2 separate regions of the Homo sapiens genome follow, and region 2 is linked to region 1. A link is a loop called in an ENCODE intact Hi-C map of the cell type or tissue named here. Cell type or tissue: K562. All regions are shown on one strand.

Evidence for each region. Hi-C counts contacts between places; a loop is a spot of excess contacts. Peaks named below come from ENCODE experiments on the same cell type or tissue, not always from the same donor. Only the 100,000 strongest peaks of a DNase experiment are listed, where the experiment ranks them.
Region 2: a loop joins it to region 1, with 5 times the contacts of the local background. A loop is called at or near these places in 12 of 110 quality-filtered maps.

What each region holds. Positions count from the first base shown.
Region 1 is chr5:149,138,572-149,143,571 of GRCh38, forward strand. ABLIM3 (actin binding LIM protein family member 3) reads left to right here and starts at 2,922. Exons shown (of 24, transcript NM_014945.5): 1 at 2,922-3,083; 2 at 3,438-3,537. The coding sequence starts at 3,525. It overlaps LOC124901102 (a long non-coding RNA gene), which reads left to right and starts at 3,545. Exons shown (of 2, transcript XR_007058988.1): 1 at 3,545-4,218; 2 at 4,862-5,000. RefSeq lists a silencer at 2,788-3,037 and enhancers at 3,343-3,844, 3,845-4,344. In K562, a CTCF peak has its summit at 2,889 (motif pointing right); a DNase peak (open chromatin) is centred at 2,880; H3K4me3 peaks cover 371 bases; H3K27me3 peaks cover 1,618 bases.
Region 2 is chr5:149,368,979-149,373,978 of GRCh38, forward strand. It overlaps PCYOX1L (prenylcysteine oxidase 1 like), which reads left to right. Exons shown (of 6, transcript NM_024028.4): 6 at 1-675. Among named protein-coding and RNA genes, the nearest start is that of IL17B, 7.8 kb to the right of the region's middle. RefSeq lists a silencer at 2,487-2,636. In K562, a CTCF peak has its summit at 2,566 (motif pointing left); a DNase peak (open chromatin) is centred at 2,583.

The sequences.
Region 1 (5,000 bases):
GATGTTATTTGGGCCTTAAAAAGTGGCCCAAGACCCAGTGATCTCTTCTAAGAGGTGAAGTCATCAGCATCTAGCTGGATACATTATCGAAAAGAACCCCAGACAAGAAGAATTCATCAATTAATCTCATTAATTGATGAATAATTAATTCATTAATTCATCAATTAATTTATCAATTAATTAATCACCTGAAAATTTTCAGGCATATTTTCGTGGCCACCACTCTGTGGAAAAGCCCAACAGATTTCCATAAGTAGAAAATGACAGCATTGTCACTGAGGGCAGGTATAAGTGAGGGGTGATATTAATAATTAGTATGCAACCAGCCTTTATTTGTCATGCATTACACTAAGTCCTTTAATATATACGACAATCCAAAAGGTAGGCACTGTGGTTGTACCCTTGTACAGATGAAAACTTTGAGGCTTATAGAGGCTAAGTATCTTCCCCAAAGTGAGACAGCTAGAAAGTGATGAAGCTGAGATTAAAAGTCAGGAAGGCTGGAAACGGCACCTGGGCTCTTCCCCAGGCCACCATCGGGTTTAGCTAATTTATATTTTGCTTAGTTAATTGTCTCCCCGCTGTCCCAGGATTGGATTTATGCTTATGAGGTTGGAGTTCTTTTTATTTCTTTATTTTTTATTTTTTCTGCAATCATCCATTATTGGGTAGAGCTCTTGTCTGTCCTGTTCTCCACGGTATCCCCAGAAGCCAGCACTGGGGCTACCACAAAGCATACCCTCGATAAATAATTGCTGAGTGAATGAACTAATGAATGAATATCATGCTTTCATTTGACTATTTCTTATAATTTGAAATTTTCTGAACATTGAGGCCTTGGGTGATAACTAAATATGCTCATGGAATAGAACAGTTAATTTTACATGTCTAATTTATCTGAACTTTCTCCCAGAAAAATGTTTTTCCAAGCATTAGAATCTAGCAAGTTACCTGCAACTTGGAAACTGAACAAGGAATCCCATCTGAAAATGTAGAGGACACATAAAGTGGAATAATTTAAATATTTACTAATCACTTACGTTTTCAAAGCTATTTTAGGCCTCTACCCTTTTCAAAGAGCTGTCTATGAATCACCTGGGATGCTTGTTTCAAATGCTGAGCAAGGGAGTCCAGGGCCTGGGAATCTGCATTTTTGGAGGTATCTCAGGCGTTTGTTATCGACACAAAATTTTAAGAACGACCGTGAGGACATTAGGGCTATTTTTACCTCCACCCCATTGGACAAAATTCTTTTTTAAAAAATTATTATTATACTTTAAGTTCTAGGGTACATGTGCACAACGTGCAGGTTTGTTACCTAGGTATACATGTGCCATGTTGGTTTGCTGCACCCATCAACTCATCATTTACATTAGGTATTTCTCCTAATGCTATCCCTCCCCCAGTCCCCTATCCCACAACAAGCCCCAGTGTGTGATGTTCCCCTCCCTGTGTCCATGTGCTCTTATTGTTCAACTCCCACTTATGAGTGAGAACATGTGGACAAAATTCTTAACAATCTATCAAATGTGTTTCAAATCTATTGATCCTTAGGTTTATCCAAAGATTCTTTAATCCTGATCACCTCTCGGGGTCATGAGCCATATCCTTTTTTTCCTCCCTGTGTAAGGTAGAAACGTTGTATTTATCTAAAAGCATTGTATAAAAACATCGTATTTGTCTTTCCCCAATTTTAATAGGGCAGCTATCTAATCTCACACTGATATCCCAGACTTTAGTGCACTGAGCCACTCTCACACAGGATCAAGCTAGAAGTGAGAAGATCTGGTCCGATTCTGCCACAAGATGCTGTGTGTCTTAGGGCACGTTGCCCAGCCTCTCTGACACCCTGTTTCCTTGTCTAAGCTGGGGCTGTGAGTGTTCACAGCCTTTTGAGTCTGCACATGCTCTAATTGAAGTCATGCTATAGACAAGGATCATGTGCCCTCACAGTCTTGTTTTTCAGCACTCAAAAGTCATGCTTCTATGATCATGAATTAGGTTCAGAAAGTGACAGAGTAAGTAGTCACAGGAATGTAAAGAGCCCTACCCCACTGAATCAATTGTGACTAAAACACTTTGGAATATAAACTTCTACAATACACACGTATAAGACATAATTACAAAAAAAAAAAAAAAAACAACAACAACTTGGGGGAAGAGTTAGTTGACCATATGAAAACTAGGGTGGACCTGTGAGGCCACATACCTGCTGTTCTCCTCAGACGGGGAAGTGTTTCAGGGTGGGGCGCCTAGGCAGTCTACTCTTAGGGCTGTGTAATATTAAACCCAGAAAATGTCTGGGTTGCTCTGTCAACAAATATTTATTGGTAGCCACTATATGCCGGGCCCTGTGCTAGGTATTGGGGGCCTGTAGGTGAACCCTACGGACAGACCCATTCTTTCACGGAGCTAACATTCTCGTGGGGAAAAGAGGTAATAAACAATTCTAATGATGAATCAGCGATAGAGGATAAAGGGAATCTGTGAGGGAAGAGGGGACATAAACGCTGGGAGGCTGGAAGAGCCCCTTACGTGTTATCCACTTGTCCAGACGCCATATTCATAGTTGAGAAAGATGAGGCAGAGACGGTAGTGACCGGCTTGAGCCTAGACTGCGCCAAGCTTGCCAGAGCAGAGCCGGGTGGAAACTGTCTTCCTGCAAAGCCAGGTTTTCCTTCACGGCCCCTCCTAATGATGTTTCTTTTCCTATCATTGTCGAGCCCTTAGAACCCCAGGATCGAGGGAGGGAAAACAAGCGCTCAAGCACTCCCTCGTTGGTCCCAGGACACAAGGCCTCGTCCATCTCACAAGGCCTCGTCCATCTCCCATCACACCCTAGGGCCCAGGCAGAAGCCCGGCGGGGCGGGGCCTCGGACACGCGCCGGTGCGTCCAGCAGGTGGCAGCAGCGAGCGGCCGCGCCCCCTGCGCTGCCAACCCGCGAGCCCGCATCATGGATGTCGAGCTCCCCTATTTCGCATTGCTAGCCCTGGAATTCGAGACCCCAGACGAGGACCAGGATTCATGAAATCAGTCGCAGGGGCCGGGGCAGGGGCCTCTGGCTCCCGACACTGGCCGAGAGGTGGGTTCCGGGGCGGGTCGCTGCTCCTTGAAGCCGGGCGGGGACGCGCTGCCCCCGCCCTGCCTCCCTGTGGTCCACACCCCCTTTGGGCTCCGGAGCCGCTGGGCAGGAATAGTCCGGGGTGCGCGCGAGCAGGCGCTGCCAACCCCACTTCTGCCCGGGATTCCAATCTGAGGAGCAGGAGGACCGGGGCGCCGGTGTCCTGCCGCCTCCTTCTCCTTGCTCTCACCTGCGCCTATTAGTCCACGCGCCTTCAAGGCCAGGGGCTACAGCCCAGACAGAGAGGGGACAGCAGAGGGAGAGAGAGCACCTGAGGATACAGAGCTGGCACTGGACTGCCTTTTCACCCCCCAGGTGATGAGTGAGGTTCGAAGAACGGAAGATTTAAAAAGCAGCCGGGGCCTCCGTATTGAATGAAAGACCCAGTGCAAAGACATCACCATGAACACTAGCAGTAAGTGGATCCTCCTCTCCTTTGCCATGGGAACAGGGGTGGGGGCGGGAGGTGAGGGAGCCTGCGCTCGGGCTGCCTGGAAAGAGGAAGGAAGCCTGGCATCTCTGGACACATGACCCCCAGGCTCTTTTTTGGTGCTTTCCGTGCTCCTTGGCAGAGGGATAGCTTCATGACTCTGGCTTTTCGTGATAATTTTGCCAATATTTTATCAGCGGCGCCGGCCGCCTCTCCTGGGAAGGCTGCTCGTCTCCTTCTAGCACTGCCTGGGAAGGCCTAGGAAGCAGTGTGTGGCCATTGTCTGACTGTGGGGGCTCTGAGGAGAACTCCCTGCACACATCTGGAAAACCATGGAGGGCCCTGCCTGTCCCAGAGGTGGGAAGAGCAGGGAGGCTGGCCTGTGGGCAGGCGGGAGGGTAGGTGGGTGTGGGCAGGCAGTGGGCTGGGAAGCCGCAGTTTGATAAACAAATAATCGCCAAGCCACCTTTGGGTCTGGAGATTGTGAAAGATCCAGCTCCCGAGTGCCTGCAGCCCGGTGGGCCCAGGGCTGGTTTCTCTATGTACCTGCAGGCTGGTTAGCTATCCTTGAGAACAAGAAGACAGGAACAGCCCTTTGGCCAAGGGCTCTAACATGCCAGAGGCAACAACTGCTTGCAGAGCCAGGACCAGATATTTTGCTGCCAGGTAGGGCCTCAGCTACTGAGAATGCAGTCCGAAATTCAAGAAGGCACAGTCTGTTTCTCTTCAATGTAGCGCTGTGACCTGGGAGGGCATATCTTGGTTCCAGACTCACTCTCCTGCCCTCTTGTCAGCTTGGCCTGTCTAGGTTATTCCAGCATCGCATAGGGCTGTTGAACCAGAGAACCCCTATGAACAGTCACTTCCCTGGGTCTATGACTTTGTTATCAGTCCCCTCTCTGCATCTCAGACTGCTCATCTGTATGATGAGAGGGGTTGAATTAGAAAGCCTTCTAATCGGCCAGGCACCGTGTTCCATGCCTGTAATCCCAGCACTTTGGGAGGCAGAGGCAGGTGGATCACGAGGTCAGGAGTTCGAGACCAGCCTGACCAACATGATGAAACCCCGTCTCTACTAAAAACACAAAAATTAGCCAGGTGTGGTGGTGTGGGCCTGTAATCCCAGCTACTCAAGAGGCTGAGGCAGGAGAATTGCTTGAACCTGGGAGGCAGAGGTTGCAGTGAGCCGAGATCACACCACTGCACTCCAGCCTGGGCGACAGAGTGAGACTCTGTCTCAAAAAATAATAATAATAATAATAAAAGAAAGCCTTCTAATCTAAGAATCTACACTTTTTTTCTTAAAAAGCTAGAGCTGAGCAACAAGGCCAGAACTATCAAGACCTTATTGAAGCTGTATCCAGCCAAAACCTACTATTTCCTCACACACCCCACCCCACCCCCACCTCCTAGCATGGAAGAGAAAAAAAAAAGCAAAAGCTACTGAG
Region 2 (5,000 bases), 230 kb after region 1:
GGAATATAAGGCAGAGAACTATGAGTCTTATTTTATTACTGTTTTTCACTACCTACTCCCACAATGGACAATCAATTGAGGCAACCTACAAGAAAACATTTACAACCAGATGGTTACAAATAAAGTAGAAGGGAAGATCAGAAAACCTAAGAAATGATCATAGCTCCTGGTTACTGTGGACTTGATGGATTTGAAGTACCTAGTTCAGAACTCCCTAGTCACCATCTCCAAGCCTGTCAACATCACTGCATATTGGAGGAGATGACTGTGGTAGGACCCAAGGAAGAGATGTGTGCCTGAATAGTCGTCACCATATCTCCAAGCTTCCTGGCAACCAGTGGGAAAAGAAACATGCGAGGCTGTAGGAAGAGGGAAGCTCTTCCTTGGCACCTAGAGGAATTAGCCATTCTCTTCCTTATGCAAAGATTGAGGAATGCAACAATATAAAGAAGAGAAGTCCCCAGATGGTAGAGAGCAGTCATATCTTACCCCTAGATGTTCATCCCAGCAGAAGAAAGAAGAAGGTGTTGGGGTAGGATTCTTCAGAGGTTAGCCTGGTACTTTCTCATCAGACACTAGCTTGAAGTAAGAGGAGAATTATGCTTTTCTTTGCTTTTTCTACAAACCCTTAAAAATCACTTGTTTTAAAAAGAAAGTAAAAGCCCTTTTCATTCCTTTTGGACCTGTTCTTTTCTGTAATGGAAGAACTAAGTCTTAGGTTCCCGGGGACCAACCACTACATTAGTATCTTCTGGGGAAGGGGAGGGAGCCTTGAGAAAGATGCAGATGCCGAAGCCCTACCAGCCTTGCTAAATCAGGCTTTAGGGAAAGGGCCTGGGTGCCCAGAGTAACAACACTGCCAAATGCATGGGCAAAATACCCTTCCAGTTGGTGGAGGCCCAAACTGGCTCTGAGGTGGTTTTTACTGTGCCAGGGTGATGGTAATGGCAGTGAAAGAAAGTACAAGTAGCATGCACTTATAGATAACTATAGAAATTATGAAACTGACACATCAGTAAGAAGGCTTTTTTTTTTTTTTTTAAGAGTTTCATTCTTGTTGCCCAGGCCATAGTGCAATGGTATGATCTTGGCTCACTGCAGTCTTCGCCTCCTGGGTTCAAGCAATTCTTGTGCCTCAGCCTCCCAAGTAGCCGGGATTACAGGCACCTGCCACCATGCCTGGCTAGTTTTTTGTATTTTTTGTAGAGATGGGGTTTCGCCATGTTGGCTGGGCTGGTCTCAAACTCCTAGCCCAGGTGGTCCACCCGCCTTGGCCTCCCAAAGTGCTGGGATTATAGATGTGAGCCACCGCCCCCAGCCAAGTAAGAAGGCTTTTGATGAAGTGGTAGGAAACCAAATTCAAATTGACTTAAGCAATAAAAAGTTTTTATTAGTTATCATGGCTTTAAAGTCCAGGCATAGAGCACTGTGCAGTCTTACAGTTCCATGATTTCTCTCATAGTCAAAGATGGCTGCCAACAGCTCCCAGGAAGAGAAGGTCTTCTCTCATAAGCACTGAACCAAATTTTGGACTCTGGGCCAGTTGGACCACCCCTGAACCAATTCCTGTGGTCAAGGGAATGCCACATGCTGATTGGCTTGGGATTCAGATACGAGACTAGTAACCATGATGCAGGCAGGGAGGGTGTGAGATTAAGCTGATTGGCTTAAAGCAGTCAGGTCCTATCCCTGGAGCAGAAGTGGCCTCATCCAGACTTCAAGGTCAAAGGGGGAAAGGGTATTGGAGAGAGAGCCACAATGTCAGCCACATGCAAATGGGGCTCTCAAGTCCAGTGAACTCGAAGTGTGTAATGGCATCTTTTCATGGTCTGTTTGAAATGAAGATGGCATGCGCTGTCATGGTGTAATTAATAATTGGTATTGGCCCAGCACTGGACAATACAAAACTTATCCCTGATAACCACCCCTCCCTTGCATCCCTACAGAGAATTTGTGCACAGAAGACACAAACCAAGGCAGTTACATTTGATCCTCAGTCCTTGTCTGGGCTTTGGCTCCATGCCCAAGCATGACTGCATTGGAACTGGCTATGTCCTTCAGAAACCTTCTTTACCTGGGTAGGCCCAAACAGCTCAGAACTAAAGCCAGCCAAAATGCCCACAATCCCTGCCTCCCCAAGCCCAAACCTGATTCCTTGGAGGCAGGGAGGAAAGGACAGATTCCAGAAATAAGAACCAACAGGACGCCTTTGCCCCAGGGCTCACCCCAACCTTCTCAGGCCTGGACAGAAGCCCCCAGCAGTTCACGGAGCCCTGGAAGAAGAGAGCATTTGCAAAGACAGCCAAACAAAACAGGTAAAGGGCCACACATCCTCAGTCCTGGATGCAGTGTAGTAGACGTTTAATACCCTTCATGGGAACTCTGCCTCCTGGAGCAGGTGACCCAAGCAAAATTTCAGGACTTTGGGGGATAAGGGGCAGCTGTAGAGGGTAGAATGGAGGTGGGTGATTGGCAGTGGGGGACCCGGGAGGTTGATAAGGAATTCTTTGTTCTGACCCACCTATGAAGGCATAATAGAGGGAGGCAGGAGGCAGATCTTGGGCTCCCCCTAGAGGCGTCTGTGCACTCATTCACCAAACACGGCGCCCCTATCCGCTCTGGACACTGCCAGGTGCTGGAGGTGCAGTGCTGAGCAAGGGATGAGGCCCCTGTCCCACGGAGTGCAAGCTTCTCGCTAGAGGAGGCAAACATGAAACACACTTAGACTCAGACCAAAGGAAGTTCCAGGGTGCTGTGTAGAGCCAGCTCTCCAAAGGACCTGAGCTCCCTGCTGCTGCCTTTAAACTGGGAGCCTGGGAAGAGCCAGCTGGGACTCGGAGCTACGCCAGTGGTCAGCCCAGCCACCAAGGCCAAGCTTCTAAGTCACAGAATGGTAAGCCTGGAAAAGACCCTAGAGGCCCCCAAATCCCATTTGTTCGTTTCACGGATGAGGAATCTAAAGCCCAAAAAGAGGAGAAGGCATCATCCGTATGAGACTAGCTGGTGTTTATGGAGCATCTGGGGGCTCCTGATGCTTGGGTAGAAGTAAGACACCCCCCTCCTACCACAATGAGGGGTTTCCCCACCAGCCCCTATGCCCCAGAGCACCTAGGGTCTCCCAGGACTACAAGCAACCCTCTTGCAGCTCAATTCTTCCCACACCCTCACCCCACAGAAAAGGCTTGGAAGCTGTGGGCCCTTCATGTGGGGCTGAAGTCTTAAGACCTGGAGAGCAGCCCCAAGGGTGGAGAAGCGGCTGCTGAAGGGATCAGCATGCGCTGGCACAGGAAGTCTGTTTTCCATGTGTCTGGAACCCAGCCGAAGCTTCCTGGGGTAATTTTAACCAGTATCCACTCTAGAACAATACCAAAAAAGGTAAGTTACTTACCATCCCAGGCAGGCACATACCTAATCACTGGCCTTTCATGAATTAGACCCTTAAGACATTCAGAGCTAAAGCTGCTTTAAGCACTAAAGTCAGAGCAGCCAAGCCACATATTCCTGTCCTGGGCGGTTGGCCCTTTTATTAAAGTTAACTCTAAAGTGCTAGCTATTCTTACCCTCAGAATATAGTCTTAGCCCCTCAGCTGTCTTGTGGGAGGGAAGGTATTTTTAGACCCTAGAACAGCTGATTTGGGATTTGCTGCAGGGGTTAGAGGGCCCAGGGGGAGGATTGAATTGCTAGGGGACAAAATGGGAAGTGGGGAGTTGCATCCAGGGGACTCTTGCATCAAGAGTCAGCATGGGCTTTAGGATATATTAGTCCACACTGCTGTTTTTGGCTTTTTTTTTTTTTTTTTTTTTTTGACAGTCTCACTCTGTCACCCAGGGTGGAGTGCAGTGGCACAGTCATGGCTAACTGCAGCCTTAACCTCCCTAGGCTCAAGTGATCCTTCCACCTCAGCCTCTCTAACACCTGGGATTACAGGCGCATGCCACCATGCTGGGCTATTTTTTGTATTTTGTTTGTAGAGATGAGGTTTTGCCATGTTTCTCAGCCTGGTCTCAAATTCCTGAGGCTCAAGAAATCCGCCTGCCTCAGCTTCCCGAAGTGCTGGTGTTATAGGAGTAAGCCAACACACTGCCATTTTTGATCAACAAAGTATCTTAATATAAGCCAGTGGTTCTCAAAGTGCAGAGCCCAGACCAGCAGCACCAGCATCACCTGGGAACAACTGTTTATATATTAGAAATGCAAGAAAAACACTGCAAAAAAATGCAAAGTATCAGCCTCCACCTGAATCAGAACCTCTAGATGTGGGGCCCCGCAAGCTGTTTTAACAATCCCTCCAGGAGATTCTGATGCTCACTAAAGTTTGAGAATCACTGATATCAGCAAACCATCTAATAAGATCCCCTTTTGGACAGGGCTGGAAGAAAGAATGATCTACATTGACACTTCTCAACTTACGAGTGTCTGTTCAAAACCAGGAATCCTCAGCTCAGAAAAAGTGCATACATAAAAATTTCAGGGATGCACTATCTCTGATGCACCTGCTCTTTGGCAACCTGGAGGCCTTTCTTTGGGTCTAAGTCTGATCTGCAGAGAATCTCAGAGCTGAAAAAGACTTTTTAGATCATCTACTCCAACCAGAGCAGGGGTCTGCTCCATAATACCTTTGAGAAGCCTGGCTTTAAGTTAACACTTTCAGAGATGGGGAGCTCCCCGCCTCAAAAGAGCTTGTTTCCAGTGACCCTTAAGTGGGTAGAGTTAACTCTTGTTAACTCCTATATTGGTTTATAGCAACCAAGCTACATTAACATGGCTGAAATATAGACTTATAAACCCAGATTAAAGGAAACACATGGGCCGGGTGTGGTGGCTCACACCTGTAATCCCAACACTTTGGGAGGCCGAGGTGGGCAGAAGTCTGATCTGCAGAGAGGCCCAGGAGTTGAAGATCAGCCTGGGCAACATGGTGAAACCCCATATCTACAAAAAATACAAAAATTAGCTTGGTGTAGTGGCACACACCTGTAATCCCAGCTACTTGAGTGGC